Regions from separate parts of the Homo sapiens genome. Here regions 1 and 3 are each linked to region 2. Evidence: chromatin loops called from intact Hi-C (ENCODE). Cell type or tissue: mammary epithelial cell. All regions are shown on one strand.

What was found. Peaks named below come from ENCODE experiments on the same cell type or tissue, not always from the same donor. Only the 100,000 strongest peaks of a DNase experiment are listed, where the experiment ranks them.
Region 1: a loop joins it to region 2, with 8 times the contacts of the local background. A loop is called at or near these places in 3 of 110 quality-filtered maps.
Region 3: a loop joins it to region 2, with 17 times the contacts of the local background. A loop is called at or near these places in 36 of 110 quality-filtered maps.

What each region holds. Positions count from the first base shown.
Region 1 is chr15:70,970,413-70,978,412 of GRCh38, forward strand. All of the region lies in intron 9 of LRRC49 (leucine rich repeat containing 49), which reads left to right. Among named protein-coding and RNA genes, the nearest start is that of LRRC49, 82 kb to the left of the region's middle. In mammary epithelial cell, a CTCF peak has its summit at 3,786 (motif pointing right); no DNase peak of the experiment used is centred here.
Region 2 is chr15:72,152,889-72,160,888 of GRCh38, forward strand. GRAMD2A (GRAM domain containing 2A) reads right to left here. Exons shown (of 12, transcript NM_001012642.3): 12 at 6,918-8,000. It overlaps LOC124903522 (a long non-coding RNA gene), which reads left to right and starts at 2,261. Exons shown (of 3, transcript XR_007064706.1): 1 at 2,261-3,183. RefSeq lists an enhancer at 2,978-3,067. In mammary epithelial cell, a CTCF peak has its summit at 3,322 (motif pointing left); DNase peaks (open chromatin) are centred at 2,513 and 3,313; H3K4me3 peaks cover 918 bases; H3K27ac peaks cover 948 bases.
Region 3 is chr15:71,777,459-71,785,458 of GRCh38, forward strand. It overlaps THSD4 (thrombospondin type 1 domain containing 4), which reads left to right. Exons shown (of 18, transcript NM_024817.3): 18 at 1-5,925. Among named protein-coding and RNA genes, the nearest start is that of NR2E3, 29 kb to the right of the region's middle. RefSeq lists an enhancer at 4,502-4,591. In mammary epithelial cell, CTCF peaks have their summits at 3,113 (motif pointing right) and 7,436 (motif pointing right); no DNase peak of the experiment used is centred here.

The sequences.
Region 1 (8,000 bases), 1.2 Mb before region 2:
CATCAGGGATACTGGCCTGAAATTTTCTTTTTTTGTTGTTGTTGTGTCTCTGCCAGGATTTAGTATCAGGATGATGCTGGCCTCATAAAATGAGTTAGGGAGGAGTCCCTCTTTTTCTATTGTTTGGAGTAGTTTCAGAAGGGATGCTACCTGCTCCTCTTTGTACCTCTGGTAGAATTCAGCTGTGAATCCATCTGGTCCTGGGCTTTTTTTGGTTGGTAGGCTATTAATTACTGCCTCAATTACAGAACTTGTTATTGGTCTATTCAGGGATTCAACTTCTTCATGGTTTAGTCTTGGGAGGGTATATGTGTCCAGGAATTTATCTGTTTCTTCTAGATTTTCTAGTTTATTTGCATAGAGGTGTTTATAGTATTCTCTGATGGTAGTTTGTATTTCTGTGGCATCAGTGGTGATCTCCCCTTTATCATTTTTTATTGTGTATATTTGATTCTTCTCTCCCTTCTTCTTTATTAATCTGGCTAGCAGTCTACCTATTTTGTTGATCTTTTCAAAAAATCAGCTCCTGGATTCATTGATTTTTTGAAGGGTCATTCGTTCTCTATCCCCTTCAGTTCTGCTCTGATCTTAGTTATTTCTTGTCTTCTACTACCTTTTGAATTTGTTTGCTCTTGCTTCTCTAATTCTTTCAATTGTGATGTTAGGGTGTCAATTTTAGATCTTTCCCACTTTCTTCTGTGGCCATTTAGTACTATAAATTTCCCTCTAAACACTGCTTTAGCACCCAGAGATTCTGGTACATTGTGTCTTTTTTCTCATTGGTTTCAAAGAACTTCTTTATTTCTCCCTTAAATTCATTATTTACCCAGTAGTCATTCAGGAGCAGGTTGTTCAGTTTCCATGTAGTTTTGTGGTTTTGAGTGTGTTTCTTAATCCTGAGTTCTAACGTGATTGCACTGTGGTCCGAGAGACTGTTTGTTGTGATTTCCATTCTTTTGCATGTTTTACTTCCAATTATGCGGTTGATTTTAGAATAAGTACGATGTGGTGCTGAGAAGACTGTATATTCTGTTGATTTGGGGTGGAGAGTTCTGTAGATGTCTATTAGGTCCACATGCTCCAGAGCTGAGTTCAAGTCCTGAATATCCTTGTTAATTTTCTGTCTTGTTAATCTGTCTAATATTGACAGTGGGGTGTTAAAATCTCCCATTATTATTGTGTGGGAGTCTAAGTCTCCTTGTGGGTCTCTAAGAAGTTGTTTTATGAATCTGAGTGCTCCTATATTGGGTGCATATGTATTTAGGATGGTTAGTTCTTCTTATTGCATTAGATCCCTTTATTATTATGCAATGCCCTTCTTTGTCTTTTTTGATCTTTGTTGGTTTAAAGTCTGTTTTGTCAGAGACTAGGATTGTAACCACTCCTTTTTTTTTTTTTTTTTTTTTGCTTTCCATTTCCTTGGTAAATCTTCCTCTATCACTTTATTTTGAGTCTATGTGTGTCTTTGCATGTGAGATGGGTCTGCTGAATACAGCACACCAATGGGTCTTGACTCTTTATCCAATTTGCCAGTCTGTTTCTTTTAACTGGGGCATTTAGCCCATTTACATTTAAGGTTAATATTGTTATGTGTGAAATTGATCCTGTAATTATGATGCTAGCTGGTGTTTTTTGCCCATTAGTTGATGCAGTTTCTTCATAGTGTCGATGGTCTTTACACTTTGGTTTGTTTTTGTAGTGGCTGGTACTGTTTTTTCCTTTCCATATTTAGTGCTTCCTTCAGGAGCTCTTGTAAGGCAGGCCTGGTGGTGACAAAATACCTCAGCATTTGCTTGTCTGTAAAGTATTTTATTTCTCCTTCACTTATGAAGCTTAGTTTGGCTGGATATGAAATTCTGGGTTGAAAATTCTTTTCTTTAAGAATGTTGAATATTGGCCCCCACTCTCTTCTGGCTTGTAGGGTTTCTGCAGAGAGATCCAATGTTAGTCTGATGGGCTCCCCTTTGTAGATAACGCAACCTTTCTCTCTGGCTGTGCTTAACATTTTTTCCTTCATTTCAACCTTGGTGTATCTGATGATTATGTGTCTTGAGGTTGATTTTCTTGAGGAGTATCTTTGTGGTGTTCTCCGTATTTCCTGAATTTGAATGTTGGCCTGTCTTGCTAGGTTGGGGAAGTTCTCCTGGATAATATCCTGAAGTGTGTTTTCCAACTTGCTTCCATTCTCCCCGTCACTTTCAGGTACAGCAATCAAATGTAGGTTTGGTCTTTTCACATAGTCCCATATTTCTTGGCTGCTTTGTTCATTCCTTTTCATTCTTTTTTCTCTAATCTTGTCTTCACGCTTCATTTCATTAAGTTGATCTTCAGTCTCTGATATCCTTTCCTCTGCTTGATCGATTTAGCTATTGATACTTGTGTACGCTTCACGAAATTCTTGTGCTGTGTTTTTCAGCTCCATCAGGTCATTTATGTTCTTCTCTAAACTGGTTATTCTTGTTAGCAGTTCCTGTAACCTTTTTTCAGGGTTCTTAGCTTCATTCCATTGGGTTAGAACATGCTCCTTTAGCCTGGAGGAGTTTGTTACTACCCACCTTCTGAAGCCTACTTCTGTCAATTCGTCAAACTCATTCTCCATCCAGTTTTGTTCCCTTGCTGGTGAGGAGTTGTGATCCTTTGGAGAAGTGGCATTCTGGTTTTTGGAATTTTCAACCTTTTTGTGCTGGTTTTTCCTCATCTTCGTGGATTTATCCACCTTTGGTCTTTGCTGTTGGTGACCTTTGGATGGAGTTTTTGCGTAGTTATCCTTTTTGTTGATGTTGATGCTATTGCTTTCTGTTTTTTCCCTTCTAACAGTCAGGCCCCTCTTCTGCAGGTCTGCTGGAGTTTGCTGGGGGTCCACTCCACACCCTGTTTGCCTGGGTGTCACCAGCAGATGCTGCAGAACAGCAAAACATTGCTGCCTGCTCTTTCCTCTGGAAGCTTCATCCCAGAGGGGCACCCGCCAGATGCCAGTTGGAGCTCTCCTGTATGAAGTGTCTGTCAACACCTGCTGGGAGGTATCTCCCCATCAGAAGGCAGGGGGGTCAGGGACCCACTTGAGGAGGCAGTCTGTCCCTTAGCAGAGCTCGAGCACTCTGCTGGGAGATCCGCTGCTCTCTTCAGAGCTGGCAGGCAGGAACATTTATGTCTGCTGAAGCTGTGCCCACAACCGCCACTTCCCCCAGGTGCTCTGTCCCAGGGAGATGGGAGTTTTATCTATAAGCTCTGAGTGGGGCTGCTGCCTTTCTTTCAGAGTTGCTGAGCTTAGAGAAGAGGAATCTAGAGAGGCAGTCAGTCTGGCTACAGTGACTTTGTGGCACTGTGGTTTTTTTAATGTCAAAAGTACAGAATATAAATTCCACAAATTGTGACAGTCAACTTGATGTTGATTCTGAAATAAATTTAAATTGCATTATTAAAAGATGGTTTGTGGCCCAGTGCGGTGGCTTACTCCTGTAATCCCAGTACTTTGGGAGGTTGAGGTGGGCGGATCACAAGGTCAGGAGATTGAGACCATCCTAGCCAACATGGTGAAACCCCATCTGTACTAAAAATACAAAAATTAGCTGGGCATGGTGGTGCGTGCCTGTAATCCCAGCTACTCGGGAGGCTGAGGCTGGAGAATCACTTGAACCAGGGAGTTGGAGGTTGCGGTGAGCCGAGATCGCGCCACTGCACTCCAGCCTGGCAACAGAAGGGGACTCTGTCTCAAAAAAATAAAATAATAAAATAAAATAAAAAGATGGTTTGTGAGTACTTAGGAATTGGTCACTAGGAGGCAGCATTAGCTCACTAAAAAACAATTCATGCCAGAAAAGAATTAGTTTCCTGACCTAGAAATTACAAATAGACCTTGTTAGAGGAGTGCTATAGACAGTGTTTTGGTATTTAAGCAAAGCATTTGGCAAAGTCTTTTATGGCATCATTTTGAGTAAATTGTATGACATGGTTATGTAGATTTTTGATTCAAGTATACTTACAGAACATGAAGTAATGGATTAATGCCAGCCTTTAGAGAAATCTGTACTGGCATGCCATGAGGCTTTTTTCCTCCAGTCCATTCTATTCACATTTTTATTAATGTCTAGGAGAAAATATTTGTTATTCTGGTAAAGTATGTGAATGACAGAAACTAGAGAAATTAGAGTTCTTGGTATATTGGTTGATCAAATGAGAATCCAAAAGTATCTCCATAGTCTAGAACAGGGTTTGGCAAACTACAGCCTATGGGCTAGATCCATCTGGCAGCCTGCTTTTTGTACAGCTCTCAAGCTAATAATGGCTTTTATGTTTTCAAAGCATTGTAAAAAAAAAAAAAAAGAACAACAAAGAAGGATATGAGATAGAGATCACATACAGCTCACAAAGCCTAAAATATTTACCATACTATCTGACCCTCTACAGAAAAAGTTTGTTTATGCCTAGTCTAGAAAAGTAAGCAGAATTTAACAACATAAAAAATAGATGAATTGAACATCCTGGACTTTATTCCATAACAACAATCAAGCAAAACAATTCTTAGCACAAATTCAGTATTATACAAGATTAGACTTAGCAGCGTGTGTTAAAGTGACTTGGAATTGCTAAATTCAAGTTCAATTAATTATGAGATGTGATTATTAAAAGTTAATATGGCTTAAAACAATATTCATTTATAGAAAAAGAGAATTCAGACAATGGAGACAGTCCCATCCCATTTTTTTCTACAGTGGTCAGATTACACCTGAACTATTACTAGTTTTAGAGGGCAGACAATAAACTAGAGCATTTCCAAAGAATCTGACATGATTAGTTGACAAAGGAGAAGACATAAGGAAGATATCCCAGTGATCTTCACCTGTTTTCACAACTATTCAAAAAAAGAGAGAACAGACACATGTTGAGGGGCTAGAACAAGGACCCTTATATAGAAAATTCTGGGAGGCAGAATTTTCCTTTTTATTTCTAAGGCAGCATTTTGTGAATGCAGGCAGTATTCTCACAATTCTGAAACAGGGTTGGGCGTGGTGGCTCATGCCTGTAATCCTAGCACTTTGGGAGGCCAAGGTGGGCAGATCACTTGAGTCAGGAGTTTGAGACCAGCTGGCCAACATGACAAAACCCTGTCTCTACAAAAAATACAAAAAATTTAGCCGAGTGTGGAGGCACACGCCTGTAGTACCAGAGACTTGGGGGACTGAGGCAGGAGGATCGCTTGAACCCAGGAGGTCAAAGCTGCAGTGAGCCAAGATCTCGCCACTGCACTCAAGCCTGGGGGACAGAATGAGATCCTGTCTCAAAACAAAACAACAACACAATTCAGAAACAAACAATGTCTAAAGTTTTCACCTCAAGCTCACATTTAATTGGCTTAGTGTGAACTTGTTTACAATTTGCTCTCCAAAAAAAAAAAGGAGCTCATCTCATGTGTACGTTTTCTGTTTTGGTAGACATTACTAATGTTCACCAATATGCTCTGGTTCTCCTCCTTTTTGACATGTGGGAAGATGTTTGGCCAATGAAATGTGAGCAGAAATAATGTATATCATTTCCAGGCAGAAGCATTTAAAAGCATGATTCTCATGCTTCCTTCCCATGTGGTAGTCACTGCGGAAGCCTATATAAAGTTGAGGATGCCATCAGATCATAGCACTCAGGAATACTTAGCCACTACATTGAAGACAGGTGCAGTGTTCTTTGCGTGATCAAGAAATAAACTTTTTTAAAGTCATAAGCCAGTGAAAGTTTTGAAGTTGTTACAGCAGCATAACCTATCCTGTTCTGACTATTTCCCTCCCCAGTATTTAACAGCTAATATCCCTGGACCAGAAGTCAGGTGACATGGCTTCTAATCTTCACTCTAACACTAGGTGTGACCCTGCAAAAAAATCAGTTTTGTTTGCTAAAAGTGATTGTTTGAGTAAAAATTATTGACCACCTCTTTGAGGGAAAAAACCCTGTGATTTTAAAGTCTGTTTTAATATTTTATATGTTCAAAGAAAATAATGTTTATAACTAAAGTATATGGTTAAAACACACCTTGCCATTTGATTTTTAAAATTTCATAAAATGCTGCCTATATTAGGACTACTATTATTTATTTTGGATCAGTCTTTTTCTTGTGTGATATGTGCATTGTTTTAGGCCTTAATATCTGCTAACAAAGTATAATCTAGGTTATCAAACACCTATTAAATCACTGCATGGCTTAATTGACTTGAAATTATTTCTATATTGGGTCTTCATGGCCAAAATGAAGTGAGGAAAAAGTAGTTTTTTGTCCCAGATCCCAGATTCCCCCCCCAACTTATTTATTTTTTTATTTTTATTTTTTGCTATGTAAAGGATATGGCTTTTGTCCCAGAAATTGGACTATTATCAAGAAGATACCAGAATTTTAGTTTTTCTTTCTTACCAACAGATTTATAACTTATCTTCACAATTAGAGGTTTTTTTTCTAAGTTTAGTTACTCTGTAATTATTTGGGCTGAAATATAGCTCTCAGATACATAAATTCCTTAAAATATTCAATATTTGAATTGATTTGGTGTAAATCCAGTTTTCCAAGGTTTAGCTTTCCTTTTAAGCCCTACTGCCTTTAATAGAAGCTCAAATTCTTTTCAAAAATCTGATGAAATCATCTCGTAAGTATGTGTAGTACGTGATCCATACAGTTTCCAGTACTGTTTGAAATTGGCTCTTTGAAAAAACAATCTGTTTCTAGTTCACATTTTATAGATGAGTCAACAATTGAACATCAATGTATTTTGCTCTTTTAAACACTTTATTCTGAAATAGATTGTACTCTGTAGGTACCAAGTCAGTATTTACTGAATAAAAGAATTTAACAGAATTATTAAACCAGATATTTTGTGAAGCTAGGATTCAAAGTTCTGCATTTTTAATTTAGTTTATTTCTCCTCATTACCTCTATTTAGTTTTTAAAAGTTAAGAATAATTATTTTCCAGCTGGGCATTGGTGGCTCACGCCTGTAATTGTAGCACTTTGGGAGGCTGAAGTGGGCAGATCACATGAGGCTAGGCGTTTGAGACCAGCCTGGCCAACATGGTAAAACCCTGTCTCTACTAAAAATACAAAAATTAGCCTGGCATGGTGGCACATGCCTGTAATCCCAGCTTCTTGGGAGGCTAAGACATGAGAATTGCTTGAACCCAGGAGGCGGAGGTTGCAGTGAGCTGACATTGCACCATGGCACTCCAAGCCTGGGCAACAAGCAAGACACAAGACTGTCTTAAAAAAATAATAATTATTATTATTTTCCATATTGTAAAAGACACTTTAAATTCACTAAAATTACATTACATTTCCATTTCCATTTCCTTTAAAACAACTAAATCATATGGCAGATCACTTCTGAGTTCTAAACTCTTCTTTATCTATCTAAAATCAGTAAAATTAATTTAAATACATCTTTATTATAAAAAAAATATGAATTTTGTTTCTAGCAGGCCATGGCTTCTGGTCCTGATCCTGGCCTTGTCACTAGCTATGTGACCTCATACAAGTTACTAATGTCTTGGAGCATTTGTTACCTTATTTCTAAAATTAGAGTTGTCTAGTATATGCTTTCTTAGTTTTCTTTTTAAACTCTGTGTTGGTTTCTGTTTGTGCATTTTTAAATATAATTATTTAATCTAGGTTTTTTCTTTGTTTTCAGGAGCATGTATAATGGCCCATCCTCTAGAACACATTTTCATAGTCTCTTTGACCTTCTTTAATTCTAATATAACATATATATACTGGTCAGCATAGGCTAGATTGTGCTGCAGTAACAGCTTCTCTAACTTCAGTGAATTAAAACAACAAAGTTTATTTCAGGCTTCTAATACCTGTCTGCCTATGATGTGTGATTTGGGATCTTTGCTCTATGTTGTCCTCATTCTAGTACTCAGGCTTTCAAAGTACCCACCTGTGGAGTTTTGCAGGTGCTGTAGCAAGGTGAGAGAGAGAATAGTTGTATCATACATTGTCTTTGAAAGTTTTCAACCAGAAGTAA
Region 2 (8,000 bases):
AATCCCAGCACTTTGGGAGGCCAAGGTGGGAATCCAGACTAGCCTGGCCAAGACGGTGAAACCCCGTCTCTACTAAAAATACAAAAATTAGCTGGGTGCGGTGGCAGGCACCTGTAATCCCAGCTACTCAGGAGGCTGAGGCAGGAGAATCACTTGAACCCGGGGGCCAGAGGTTGCAGTGAGCCGAGGTCACGCCACTGCACTCCAGCCTGGGCAACAGAGTGAGACTCCATCTCAAAAAAAAAATACAAAAATTAGCTGGGTGTGGTGGTGGGCATCTGTAATCCCAGCTACTCGGAGGCTGAGGCAAGAGAATCACTTGAACCCAGGAGGCAGAGGTTGCAGTGAGCCGAGATCACGCCACTGCACTCTAGCCTGGGGGACAGAACAAGGCTCCGTTATTAAAAAAAAAAAAAAAAAAAAATCACCCCTAGGAGTCTAAAAGCATTTTTTTTTTTAGGCCAGGGATCAGCAAACTTTTCCTTAAAGGGACAGATATGGTCAGATGATCTTTGTCATAACTCCTCAACCCTGCCATTGGAGCTCTAGAGCAGCCAGAGACAATACATAAACAAAGGGGCATGGCTGAGTTCCAGTAAAACTGTATTTACGAAAAGCTGGCCAGGCTGTACAGCAGTCTGTACTTAGCTGATTCCTGCTTTAGACAAAGACACATCTTGGTAAATCAGCTCTCTTCATTGATAGGCCAGTGTCTATTCATCCCCTCTCCCAGTTGCCAAAAACAAAATTCTAGAAGGGTGAATGCAAACCTAGCAAAATTATAGATCATTAGCTTCTCTGCCTGCATGCACATGGGGGCATTCCTTACTCAATGTGGCCCTTGAGTAAGTTGTGATTTGCGGGATGAGGTAGAGAGAGAAATCCTGCTATCAGGTGCTGTCTTGCTAATGAGTCTTGAGCACATTATCTGAAGCTTTGGAGTATCCTCTAGAGGTTTCTAATAGGCAGAATGATCTACTTCTGAAGCCTCTTTTCTCTATGCCATTAAGTTCTTTGGCACTGATGATGAATTTCCTGCGGCAAGGAAACCATTTTTTACTTTTATCAGCTATTCTGAAAGTCAATAGACTGACGCAGTTATCAAAATAACTGCCAATATTATAAGGTCCAGGCCCTAACTTCCTGCCACCTAAAGCAATGATACTCAATTAGGGGTAGTTTGCCTGCTCTGGAGACACTTGGCTGTCATAACCAGGGGTGGGGGGTGCTACTGGCATCAGGTAAGCAGAGACCAAGGATGTGGCCCAGAATCTTTCAATACACAAGATAACCCCCTATAACAAAGAATTAGCCAGTCCAAAATATCAGTAGTGCTGAGGTTGAGAAACCATGATCTAGACTTTTCTACTGAACTTTTAATCCACCTTGTACTCTACTGAGAAACCAATATCGCCAAACCATCACTTTTCTCCTTCACTCCTAAACTGCAGTAGCTCCTCAGCCCGGGGAGACTAAGTCTGTCCTTGTCATCCTGGCACTTAGATCCTGGGGATTCTGCCCACATACATATTCAGACTCTGCTTCTTTCAGATTTTTATCTGTCCCGCCCTCAGCACTACCATACTTTAACTGATGTTACCCCGCAAACACACATTTTGGGAAGATCCTCCCCACCTCTCTCCTCAGATCCAAATCTTACTCATTCTTTGAGGCCCACGCATGCTGCATGCCCCTGTAACATTAAGTCTGCCCATACCACTGCCTTTTGCACTTACACGGATTCACCCGTCTTACACTGTTACATTGCTATTCTGTCTACCTCGCTTCCTCAGCTACTCCCTGAAGGAGTCCATATTGTATTTCTGGCCTATTGATCTCAGTTTACACAGCGTAAAGTGTGAAAACTGTATTAGTGTATTGAGATTCTCTTCAATGAGATAATGAGTATAAAAAGCACTCTATATAGTGCCTGGTACACAATTAAGTGCTCAGAAAATTATAGTGTCATAGTATCTATAGAAGCATGCATTCAGGAGCCCATAGAAGGTGCTTAATAAATTGTTTAAATGTGGTTATATATTGGGGAGAGCATGCCACACAGACTAGTCTGGTATTTGGAACTAACAGCAAAGAAAAACTTGCATAGAAATCCTACACCAATTAACACACCTTCATGCTAGACTGAATCCAGGAGCAGGGGTGTCATGTTTTCCCAGAGTGGTGCCCAACCCAACCTTTTTGCATTTAGCAAGTTAATGAACACCTTGTGAATAACACTTTGCCAACTCTGGCCCAGTTTAGAAGGCTGCCAATAGGATATCAGTATGCCACACCGTCTGCTTTCCTGGGGACCCTGCTGTCCTCTCCCTAAGTGCTTCTGCTTTCAGCCGGTGGAGAGTCTGATGTGCCTAGAGAAGTTGCGCAGTGGGACGAGGCTGCAGCGAGAGCCTGGCCTTTCCCCAGGCGGAAGAGAGCCTTGTCTCAGATCCTGAGAGAGAAGTGAGTGGGGGCATGGCATTCCGAGCAGCCCAGGTTTGGCTTTGGGCCAGGCACTGAGTGGCAAACAAGAAGGAACACATTCCGGGAAGGCAAGGAGCCCTGCCAGCACGAAGGCAGCAGCGAAAGCAGGGCTCTGCTGGGTACCAGGTGTTCCTTGGCTCTGTGGAGGTCAGGCACGCAGGCGGATGAACTCAGGTTTCTCTAGAATATCATTTCAGAGGCTTAAATGCCTCCCACCCTCTCGCTGTCAGCGGACAGGGCATGTGGAACTGTTAAACGTTAAAACTCTCTGCTCTGGGGCCCAGCCCGTGCTCTCTAAATAAAGGTAGGAGCGGAAAGAGTGTTGTTGCCATCATGAAATCACACTTCACAGGAGCCAGATTTCGGCGATTCTGTGTCTAAGAGAAAATGCTAATCCAAACAAGGGCAGGTTGGAGAAGAGCCTGGGATTTCTATGCCCTAGAAACTGCACTCTCCACCCTTGCAGCCCAGAAACACAAACACACACACACTTGTTCTCCACGCCTGCCTTCCGAGTGGCCAGAGCTGGGGGAAGTCTGGAGAGCCCTCGGAAACGCCGTCCTTTCAGAATCAGCGCTGGCCCTTCCCCAGGTGATGAGAGAAGAGAGCGAGGAGGACCAAAGCGGAAGCGGATAGAGCCATTCTTTTCGGGGCAAATGGCCACACAAGCCTTCCTGAAGATTCCCTTCTTACTTTGGATAGGTAGGTGACCTGGACTGGAGGGGCCCTGGGCCCGTTTTCCCCAGCAAGGGGACAGGAGTAGCTTTTTCTGAGGGAGGACAACGAAGTCTTTACTCACCCCTCTGCCTCTGCGTCTTTTTGCTGGACTTTGCTGCCGCCTAGTGGCTCAGTTGTCATCACTTCCTTCTCTGAGAGAGAGACAGCCAGCCTTGGATTGAGTTTGAGGATCTAGCCTCTCAGTCTAGTCCTGAGGCAACCTGGAGATCCTTCTCTGAGAAGTTTCTCTGCTCTAGGACTCCCTGGTTCTGTGGCCCAGCAGCTAGGAGAGAGGAGCACCATGGGCTTCTAGGCCTCACTCAGTCTGGCAGTCAGGTAGAGGGGCCATGGCTGGCTGGCTGGGCACCTGGGAGAGGGGGTGGGGGTAGTTTCTTATTCCCAGGACATCTCAGTGGGATGAAGTTGTCCTTGAGTCCCCCTCATTCCTGAATGCCTTTTTCGCTAATAATACTGCCCCTCCCATGACCCTTCCTTTCTGCTAAGGCCCATGTTGCAAAACTGAGGCTCTGGCATAATGTATATTTCCTTTCTGTTTCCCCAAATTTAAGGCAGCTATTTCTCCCTGATAAAGTTAGCTCATTGCCATGATAAATATATGATTATATGCCTTCTCTGTGATGCTGCTGCTATGAATCAGTCCCTGGGAATAGTGAGGAGTGGGCATACTTTAAAGAATTTTATTGGATTGGTTTCTCTAAGTCCCTGAAAAGCCTATAGATTATAAGCTATATTTTTCTGTGTATTATATCCAGGTGTTTATTTCCTCTAGCAAAGGAAAGCACTTGGTTTCAACAACCACTGATCTGCCCTACCAAACTTTCCGATCTGAGCTGTAATACCCAGGGACTATATAAAATCCAAACTCTTCTGCTTACCCCACCAAACTCTTTTCTTTTAACTTTTAAAAAATTGTGGTAAAATGACATAAAATTTACCATCTTAACCATATTTAGCATATAGTTCAGTAGTGTTAAGTACATTACACTATTGTGCAACCAATCTCCAGAATTCTTCATCTTGCAAAACTGCAACTCTATACCCATTAAACAATAGTTCTCCACTTCCCCCTTCCCTCAGCCCCTGGCAGCCACCATTCTACTTTCTGTCTCTATGAATTTGACTACTCCACATACCACCTATAAGCCAAATCATACAGTATTTGTCTTTTTTTTAAGAGATGGGGTCTCGCTGTGTTGCCCAGGCTGGTCTCAAACTCCTGGCCTCAAGTGATCCTCCCTCCTATGTAGCTGGAATTACAGGCATAAGCCAGCCACTGCACCCTGCCCAGTATTTGTGCGGGGTTTTGTTTTTATTTTTTTTTCTTTCTACAAGCCTGGATTCCAGAAATTTTTTTTTTTTGGACTGGATTATTTCACTTAGCTTAATGTCCACAAGGTTCATCAATGTTATAGCATGTGTCAGACTTTTTTTCCTTCTCAAGGCTGAATATTTTTTCATATATATATATATATATATATATTTACATATCCATGAGTAGATGAATATACATATTTCATTGTGTGTGTATATATATATAGAATATATAAACATATATATATAGAATATATACACATATATATATATATGTTTATTCATCCATGGGTGGACACTTGAGTTGCTTCTACTTTTCGGTTATTGTACATAATGCTGCTATGAACATGTGTGTTCAAATATTTCTTCAGTTTGGGCCCTGGAGGTCGAGGCTGCAGTAAGCTGTGATCACACCACTGTACTTCAGTCTGGGTGACTGAGTGACAGAGTGAGACCCTGTCTTTAAAGAAAAAAAAAGAAAAATTTCTTCAAGATTATTCTCTCAGTTCTTTTGGCTATATACTTAGAATTGCTGGATCATATGGTAATTCTGTTTTTAATTTTTTGAGTAGCTGCTGTCCTGTTTTACACAGTAGTTAAACCACTTTACATTCCCACCAACAGTACAGTTCTCCATATCTTCACCAACCCAGCCCAAGTCATTCCCAGAGTTACTAATTCTCCACATCTTCACCAACACTTGTTATATTCTGTTTCTTTTCTGTTCTTTGAGAGTAGCCATTCTAATGAGTGTGAAGTGGTACTTCATTGTGGTTTTGACTGGCATTTCCCTAATGATTAGTGATGTTGAAGATCTTTTCATTGGTTATTGGCCATCTGTGTATCTTCTTTAGAGAAATGTCTATTCAAATCCTTTGCCTTTTTTTTTTTAAGACAGTCTTGCTCTGTTACCCAGGCTGGAGTGCAGTGGCATGATCTCGGCTCACTGCAACCTCCGCCTCCTGGGTTCAAGCAATTCTCCCACCTCAACCTCCTGAGTAGCTGGAACTATAGGTGCATACCACCATGCCTGGCTTTTTTTTTTTTTTTTGAGACGGAATCTTGCTCTGTCGCCCAGGCTGGAGTGCAGTGGCGCGATCTCGGCTCACTGCAACCTCCGCCTCCCGGGTTCAAGCGATTCTCCTGCCTCAGCCTCCTGAGTAGCTAGGATTACAGGCACCCACCACCACACCCGGCTAATTTTTGTATTTTTAGTAGAGACGGGGTTTCACCATGTTGGTCAGGCTGGTCTTGAACTCCTGACCTCGTGATCCACCCACCTCGGCCTCCCAAAGTGCTGGGATTACAGGAGTGAGCCACAACACCTGGCCTAATTTTTGTATTTTTAGTGGAGACAGGGTTTCCCCATGTTGGCCAGGCTGGTCTCGAACTTCTGGGCTCAAAGCGATCCACCTGCCTCAGCCTCCCAAAGTGTTGGGATTATAGGCATGAGCCACTGGGCCCAGCCTTTTGCCCATTTTTCAATCGGGTTTTTTTGTTGTGTTGACCTCTATAACCTCTTTTCATGTCACTCTCCCACTTAGCATCCTAGGATACTAACATGCAGCTAGTCTCTCTGCTCCTCAGAGACAAACATGTCCTTTCCTACCTTTTGCAGTTGCTGATCCCTCTTCCAGGAATGTGTTGTTCCCAGCTCCTCTCATGACTGACTTCTCATCCTTTAAGCACCAGCTTGTCACTTTGGAGAACTTTCTTAACCATGTCATCTAAAGCCACCTCCCTCTTTACCACTGTTTATCACACTTCATCATGTCACTGTTTCTTCTTGAAAATCACTATCTGCAATTATCTTGTTTGTTTACATATTTACTTGGAATCTACCTGTACATGGAATGTAAGTTAAGTTCCATGGACACAGATATGTTTGCCATGTTCATGGCTCCAGTGCCCAGCTTAGTACCTGGCATGTAGTCTTGGCTCAATAATATTTATTGAATGAATGAATCACTACTAGAGGGGGCATCACAGGGAAAAAGAAGGAAGGTGATATGGCCCAAATTGGAATTTTACCTCCTTACATAGGCTCTGGGTCATAGAAAAGGCCACACGAGCTTTCTGGCTCTGAACTCCGTATGTTAATTCCTGGATCAGAGGCATAATCCTGTTTGAGCCAGGGACATTGCTTTGGAGTTGCTCAGAGAAAATGGGTAAGTATTCCCGGTGTCCACCCAACAGAGGCAGAGGGCTGTGGGGGTTTGCTGTGGCCACCCTCACTCTTCCCCATATGCCAAGTCCTTTGAGATTTGCAGAGTACTTGGGATTATAGGAATGACTTGGGCTCCATCAGTCTCCTGGGGGCTGAGTATGTCAGTAAGAGTACCTGTAGTGAGTAGTCAGAGGATAAAAATGAACTTTCTATACCATAATACACTAGAAAAATCAAGTTTTTTATTTTAAAATATTTTCAAAGGCTAAGGCCATAGCAAAACAACCCAAGGGTGGTTGAATCAAACTCAGGGAATTAGAGGAGCATCAGCCAATGCAAGCAGGTCTATATAAAATACACATCATTTATAAATGCACACAGCAGAAAGCACAGTGGCCCCAGAGGACCAGGCAGGGGGACAACAGAGAGAAACAGAGCACTATCTGGAGGGACAGGCACACCCGCAACACTCAAAGCCCTGGGCCCCAAGTGCACCTCCAAAGTCACCTACGCTGCAGCATGGCTCTTGCCCTTTCTGAGCCTGGGTATAGCTGAAGACCAAGTTCACCAGCATCTTGGCACATCCACCTATAACTGGCACCTCTCATGGCCTCTGACAACCAAGCAAGGCTCAGAGAATGGATTTTTATCTCTGTCTTTCAGCAAGGACCAGGGAGAAGTGCTGAAGCAAGAAGGGTTATTTTCCTAAAAAAAAAAGACGGATGAAAGGGTGAAAGGGGCTGGTTCCAAAAAAAAAAAAAAAAAAAGGATGACCATTCATGGAACAGTGAGTTTCACCTGAGACATACAGATTTGGTGCAAGCAACACAAAAGGCCAGGCTCTAAATTTCATCCTAAAAACTGGGATGGGGAGAGCATGAAGAGACCACTTACTGGTAGTCCCTCCAATTCTCATTTGGGTTTGTCATAAACAGGACAGACAGTCGTCTGCTTCACAATAAATAATTTCCACCTGGATTTCATTCCCTGATTAATCTCTCAGTGTCTGAAGAGGGGAAAACAGTGGCTGCTTCTGACACCGCCCACCCCATCACCAGCAACTTTCCCTGATACTTCTGGCCTCCTCACTAAGCCCTTCCAGAACCTCCAAAGCCACTATCTTAGCAGATGGGAGTCCCAGGGCGATGAGGCCAGAGTTGTGGGACACAGAGAAGAAGAGAAGGCCTTGATAGAGGAAGAGGAATATCCAAGGCAAAGCCACCACCACGTCCAACCTCCTCATCCTCTACCTTTCCTGTCCCCAGAGGTATGAGATAGACCCCCTGGCCTGGTTCCTGCACTG
Region 3 (8,000 bases), 380 kb before region 2:
CGGGCCCCCTGGCCCAGGCGCTGCCAACCAACTTAGTCACCACCCCTGCCTCCGGTGAATGCACCCCGTGGTACCCAGGGGCTTTTTACACAAGATGTTTGAAAGCCACAGTCAGTCCTTTAAGCATCACCATGTACTGATGATCCCCTCCTTGGACCTGGCATCTGCTAATGGTGCCCTTTGAAAGTCAAGCAGTGGGAAGTACATGGAGCTCTCAGCCCTGCTCCCATCTGGCACCTTCAAGTCAGCAGATGGGCCACTGACTGAGCACTGCCCCGTCCCTGGTGCTACTGGTCTTTCTAAACTTAGCACCCTGGAGAGTCCAAGGAGGCAGCGCCCCCAACCCAGCGCCCCACTAAGCCTTGCTGACACGCGTGCATCCCTCTGTGACCTCAGCCCAGATGTGCCTGTTTTCATTCTCAAAGACATTAGACTGTTTTCCTGCCCTATGACACAGATAGCTCACATGAATATTGTGCTTTATTTAGCAGGTGTACTCACAGATACTAGCTCCTTAGCAGCTCACAACATCCCAGAATGGGAGGCAGGGGGTGACTCATTATCCCCATTTTACTGACAGGGAAACTGAGGCTCAACTTAAGTAATTGACCTGCCAGGTATATTCACCCATCCAGTGGAAGAGCTGAGTCCCCGCCCCAGTCATCTACCAGTATCCAGCCTGGGGCCTGTACTTAGATGTGAAAGGTGCTGCTTCATTTCTGACCAAGAGACTGAGAAGTTTCCCAGAATGCAAACAAAGCCCAGGCCCCTGAAATCTTTCCGGTCAAGCCTTTATCCCAGCACTCAGTTGTTTTGGATGTCTGTTCCTACTTGCCCTTACCCCCAAAGTTACAGATCCTAGTTACAGGACTCTGCCAGCTTTGTTAAACTGTCCGTGAGACAAGAAAGCCATTGGGGAAACCAGGTGATTGCCTGAAATTCTTACTCCGTTCCAAGTGCTGTTCCTCCCAGGAAATCAAAGGCCAGGGTCCTTATGGCCGTGGAGCCTTCCCGACCACAGAGCCAACTTGTGAAGCACACAGCTCTGCAGCCTGGGCTCTGCCCTGCCTCAGCCGCCTCCCCCACGCTCTTCACCACGTTCCTGGAGAGTCCGGCCAACCTGTCCCAGCCGAAACACTGCTGTATTAGAAAAAGTCTCTTTCTGGTCTTTCTGGTTTTGTTTATGAATTTCCCTCTGTGGCCACAAATTCCTCCCCTCCCCCATGACTCACAGTCCATATGGCCCACCCCCAGACTTGAGCACCAAGCTCTGCATTAATGCAGTTGGCCTGCGACAAGGAGCTGTGGACCCTTCCCCATCTCTTCCAATTCACTTTCCCCAACTATCCAGTTCCAGAGGCCGCAGGCCTGGAAGGATGCAGTGCATATTGAAAGGTGGACCCTCTGAAAACAGTTAAGAGGAATATATGTATGTTTTACCCATTAAGAAAAAATGGCAAGCTAAACAAATGTTAAACTTACAGAAAATTTGTCTTATGGTCCTGAGCATATTTCCCTTTTAGAGCAAGCCTGGATTCTTAGCAAAGTGTTTCCCCCATTTGCTCTTTTAGCTGACAAATCTGCCACTGTGATGATGGTTTGCAGCTTTTGGAAGCAGTATGGCAACCTGGCCTGACATGCTCTTTAGGCTTCCACTAACCTGGGGCTTTCAGAAATTCTATTTGGCCTTTCTGTGGGTAGCTTTCCAGCTTCTCTTCTAGGGAGCCCCAGGCATCATTTCCCAAAAGCATCCCCATCTCCTGATTCTCTTGGAACTCCTACAGATAAGCATCCTGGCAGAGGCCCAGGCTCCCAAACCGACAAAGTGAAAAGAGACCAGAGAGGCCAAGCATATTGACTGGTGCTGTTCAGGGCCTGCTCTTTTCCACTCACCACTTGTTTTGCTGCTTGTCACGAGGAGAGTTGTTCCTGTATGTGGCTGCTCTCAGATCTTTCCAAGCAAGCCAGTCATTTGAAGAGGTTTTCTTTTCATGCTGGAGGGCAGGCTAAGATCAATGAGTGGAAGAGAGAAAGGCTGTTTTAGCTCAAGTTAAAGGAACACCTTCTAGCCATCAAAGCCGCCCAACAGAGGCAAGGGCCACCACACATGAGAGAGCGCTCTGTCCTTAAAGGGAATTCTCTGTTGAGTGGGAGGTGAACACCCTGGTTCTTCCAACTCAGGAATTCTCGTGGCTGGGCTGGGTCAGTGATGGCTTTGTCTCTTTATGTCTAAAGTGCCCTATGGCTGCTGAAGGTTACCTAACCATTCTTTAAAAGGAGAATGACCCTCCATGGGAATGGCCAGCCTGCCAACTGTGCAATTGAAGAAGACCCGATGGATCAACCCCATGTCTCCCTTGGGGAGAAAGTGCATAAACCAGGGGTCTCTTTTTTTTTTTCAACAAACCATTGAGCTGTTCTTGGAGTTCATCTCTGGAGAGGTTATACATTATTAGAAGTTTGATTATTATTATAGTTTGATCAATTTATTTGTCTTAGAGATCCAATTTTTACTAATTCCCTAGTTTTTTATTTCAGCATCTGAATGTCTTTCTCCCTAGCACAGTGCATACAATCAGGGCCTTGGGTATTTCCAGTGATAACTTTCCTTGGAGAGGATCTAAGAAAAGCCCAGATTTCGGTAGCCATCTCCCTCCAAATATGTCTCTTTCTGCTTTCTTAGTGCCCATTATTTCCCCCTCTCCTTTCTTCTGTCACTGCCATCTCCTTCTTGGTCTTCCCATTGTTCTTTAACTGGCCGTAATGTGGAATTGATATTTACATTTTGATACGGTTTTTTTCTTGGCCTGTGTACGGGATTGCCTCATTTCCTGCTCTGAATTTTAAAATTAGATATTAAAGCTGTCATATGGTTTCCTCACAAAAGTCAACAAAGTCCAAACAAAAATAGTTTGCCGTTTTACTTTCATCCATTGAAAAAGGAAATTGTGCCTCTTGCAGCCTAGGCAAAGGACATTTAGTACTATCGATTCTTTCCACCCTCACGATGACTTGCGGTTCTCTCTGTAGAAAAGGGATGGCCTAAGAAATACAACTAAAAAAACAAACAAAAACACCAAAAGAAAAAAAAAAGCCATTTAAAGCCAGCCACTAGAGGGAGTCAGTTCAGTTCCGTAAAGGTATGCTCAGTGCCCGCTGCCTGCAAGCTGTTGGGGACCCCAGGGAGGGCAAGGCAGCCTGTCCCCGCCCCCAGGGAACTAGAACATGACAAGAATTCTCCGCACTGTGCCTACCTGTCCCTTTACCTTACCTCTCTGGCCCAGAGTTCTTGGAGGGTTTTTTCTTTATTTTCTTATGTACTCATCTACTTATTCTCAAAGTATTTAGCATTCAACACTCTTTTTGCTTTAAAAAGAATGGCCTTACAAAGGGACAGAAAAGAGAAGACACGAGCTTGGTGTATTTTCATCAAGTTATGTGGCAGAGAAATCCAGATATTACCAGGACCTGTCTAAACAAATGTTGTGGGTTTTCTTTTCATTCGGATAGCCACTTTATAGTTGGAATATCAATTCTAATGAGGAGGAAGACATAAATATAAGTGGTAAAAAGAAACATGACTTCCCTTAAAACAGGCTGGATAATCTATATCAGCCTTGTGGGTGGAGACTAGTATTTGATCCTTGCCATATAAAACATTTTAATATGGTTTACATGGGAAAATATCGATGGCTTCCTCACAAAATGTATGGGTGACGTGAAGTTGAAGAGCCAATGGCTTGGGTGACACGTGCTGGATCCAAAAAGATCAGGGAGACTAGAATAAAACTTGGATGTTAAAAATTCACCAGGAATCCACATAAAGTACTATATTTGGGCTAAAATGAAAAACTAAATACAAGGTGGGAGAGAGGCAAGAATTTCAGTTGACTAAGCTCAGTGTGAGTCAAAGTGGGATGGAACCATGCAAAAACAAAACCCACAGACATGCAGGCTACGTGAGGAGAAAACAGTGGTGAGGATCACATCACATTGTGTTTGCATTTGCCGGAACCATACTTTAAGAAGAAAACCGATCATCTATAATAACATCAGTTTATCAATGCCCCGTCCTGATGAAGTGTGCAGACTCTCAGAAACAGCAGGAAGGACTTCATGAGAACCCTCAGGCTGGAGAAGGCACTAGGGCACAAGGAGAGCTCTCCTAGGACCAGGACCAAGAAGCTACAGGCAGGCACAGTTTAGCTCCTGCAGAGACCCAGCTTTTCACAAGTTGGAGCCTTCCAGAGATAGAGGGACTGTGGTAGGTGGTGACCCACCCATCACTGGAGGTGGAAGCAGAGGCCGTTTGCCAGGGATGCTGGAGAGGGGATTCAAGCATCTGGCTGGGCAACGTGATGCTCAGGGCCGTCTCCACTCAGGGCTTAGGGGAGTCTGTGAGTAGAAGAGCTTTAGGTGATTTGTTTGGTGGGGGAAGGCAAGTACACAGCTATGCACTTTCCGTTTCTGACTTTTGCCACCCTGTCAGCCATGGGGAGCCCACTGTGGGACTGAAACCCTGAGCTGAATGCGGCCTCATGTCTCAGAGAAACACTGGCAAGTTGGTCAGAGCCGCCGTCTGCATCGAGGCGTAGCTGAGCGGCAGGATGGGGGGCTGCCTGCCCAGGGTCTCTCACCGTGGTGTAAGCAGAGCCATGGCTTGCCTAGGACCCTATAGATACCATCACTCTTTCTCAGCTCGACTGGAGTTTCTGCACCTTTGCAGGGGCAAAGTAACTCCCTGCACCCTGAACCACCCCCCATTCCTGTTCATTTCAGCAGATAATGATGGAGGGGGGGGGTGTCCATCGTGCTGAGGGTGTGACCGCAAGAGGGTGAAAACTTCCAGCCAACTTTCTCAGTCCTTTCTCTTGCGAGAGGGAAGCCACCTGCTATACAAACTAATACCCCCTGCCTTGACCCCTTCCCCACGACTCAGTTGACAGAAGGATATACTTTGTTATAACTTATTATTTTGTTCTCTGTAAATACAAGATGTTTATAGGAAATATGTATTCTGAACTCTATCTGCAGAATGAGTCACTACACCAAAATAGTTCTATTATTTAGAATGTGTTAATTTTAAAGGGACCTGATAGGTATTTATTTACATATGCGATCCACATTTGTGTGAAAGCATGTGATCATACTAACCCAGCCTCCTGGAATGTCGCTGTACGATGATTGATGTCTTTTTCTCAGTCCATAGTTACAATTGTTTAGTATGCTAATCAGTCCAGTTCCCTGAGGTTTAAGATCAAATATAAATTACTCTGCTTTTCGACTCATTCAGGTAGCATTGTACCTGAACCTGATTGCTACTTTTTCATCTTAAATATTATATTTCCTCATCTAATCTGCCTTCCCCTCATCCACAGACATTTGGAGAAGGAAATGGGAGGGTGTCTGTTATCCCTTTCTCTTTGCTTTGTCCCCGTTGTTAGACTGGCAGCGTCAGTTGCTCGGTGGGCTTGGTTAGAGCCGTGGGTGAGGCAGGTGGCTGGCGGGGACAGGGAGAGGCTGAGAGGGAAGTGGTGGCATTTACTGCTCTGACACTTCCACTGTCCCTGCTGGGGATGCTGGGGCCAAGGCCTGTGGGGCCTGTGAACTGCACAGCCAGGAGCAAGGAACCCACTAAATACTCCGTCACCTCCATGTCCCCTCTACAGTGTTAAATTATTACATAAGCAGGTGAAAGGTAGAAGGCGAATTATGTGAGTAAATATGGTCTGTTTTCTCTTCAGCAAAAATGACTATTTTTGTGTGTGACTAATTTATTTTTATTATTGTAAAGATACAATAAACCGGTTGAAATATCTGCTTTGTTGACAAGCGTGTGCTTTCTCTGGCCTTATTCGCGTTCTGTTCTCCTGCAAATAGCGCCCTCTAAAAAGAAGAGTCAGACAATAAACTGGTTGAAATATCTGCTTTGTTGACAAGCGTGTGCTTTCTCTGGCCTTATTCACGTTCTGTTCTCCTACAAATAGCCCCCTCTAAAAATAAAACTCAGACCCTTGAGAGGTCAGCCGCTTGTAGACGTTGGCTTTGGGTGCTTGAGGTGGAGCCGGGCCAGTTAGAGAATGAGACACGCCTTAGAAAGAACATGAGCCCACCCGTCCTATGTTAGGCTGCATTAGACTCACCTGAGAAGCTTAAAGTGAAGTCGTCAGGCGTGTGCACCGCGCCCAGGATGCAATCTCACATGAATTTCTTTATGTCTCCCCCAGGGAATTGTGCAGAATAGGTTGGCAGCCACTCTGCTGGTTTGGTGGGGCTCCATCTCTAACTTGAATTAATCTTCCTCCAGCTCCCTCTAGCTGACTTCACTTGGGGCTTGATTTTAGCAAAGTGTTCGACAAAATCTTTCAGGCGATCTTGGTGCAAAATAAAGTGAAACGCGACTAAGATGGTGATGCCAGTTGAAGCCCACCCTGGCCTAGAGAGCAGTCTCTAGCGAAGCCTGCAAGCTCTGCTACGGACTCCGTCCTGGACAGCATGTCGTCAATAACTCAGAAACCAGCTCTATGCCTAAAATGCTATCGCCCACCCTTCCCATCCACCTTTTTGCCTGGAAAAACCTCCATTCTTTTTTTATTGTGGTAAAATCCACTTTACATAAAATTCACTATTTTAACTTTTTTTTTTTTTTTTTTTTTTGACAGAGTCTCACTCTGTAGCCCAAGCTGGAGTGCAGTGGCGTGATCTTGGCTCACTGCAACCTCTGCCCCCGGGGCTCAAGCGATTCTGGTGCCTCAGCCTCCCAAGTAGCTGGGACTACAGGTGTGCCCCACCATGCCCAGCTAATGTTTTGTATTTTAGTAGAGACAGGGTTTCACCATGTTACCCGGGGTGGTCTCAAATTCCTGAGCTCAAGCAACCCGCCCCCGTCAGCCTCCCAAAGTGCTGGGATTACAGGCGTGAGCCACTGCGCCTGGCCTCCATTTTAACCATTTCCAAACGTACAACTCACTAGTATTTAAAGCAACCACAGTGTTGGGCAACCATCACCCCAAAATTCCATTTATTCTTCAACAGTTCAATACAGGAGTCCACCAGGCGCCGGCCACTCTGCTGAGCACACTTACATGAGCTCATTTCGTCTTCACAGCAAACCTATGAAGTTCAAATATTGTTTCCTCCTACAGATGAGAATATTGAGACTAGGAGAGGTTTGGTACCCCAGCTGATACTTGGTGGTGCTAGGATGCCACAGTCCTCTTCCCCTAGAGGCTGAGGCTTGTCTCTTTGCCGCCTCCATCTCCCCGGGGCCTGGCATGTTATATGGTTCCAGCCTATACTAGTTCCAACCTCTTTCTCCACATCAGTTTCAGTCACTGGGCAACAATTGCACAAGGACTGGTTGAAAAAGTCCAGCGCTGCCCATCCTACCCGGGCTCAGTGTGACCAATGTGATCTGAGGCGGCTTCTGGAGGAGTGCACCCCCCACCAGGGGGAGGCAGTGAGCCTGCTCTGCGCAAGGGGCAGACCCAGGCTGGGACCCTCTGCCTCCAGTTCCGGGGACCACATGTCATAAGGTTTATTGACTGTCTGGAAAAAGCCCAGAGGATGGTAGGATGGTGACCAGGATGGAGGGGTTCTGGAAGGAGGGCTGTCTTCAACCTTCAGACAATTTAAAGTACTGTCAGGGACAGATGACAAGAACCCGGACTCCTCCAGCAGACCAGGGCAGGGATGTGACTGGGAGTCAGACTTGGTTCAAAATGAGACGTTTCCAGTAATCAGAGAGGCTGAACAATGGGAAAAGACACTTTAAGAGACAGGGCCAGGGGCAGTGGCTCATGCCTGTAATCCCAGCACTTTGGGAGGCCGAGGTGGGCAGATCACTCAGAAGTTCGAAAGTAGCCTCAGCAACATGGCAAAACTCCATCTCTACAAAAATACAAATACTTAGCTGGGTGTGGTGGTGCACACCTGTAATCCCAGCTACTCAGCAGGCAGAGGTGGGAGGATCACTTGAGCCTGGGTGGCAGAGGTTACAG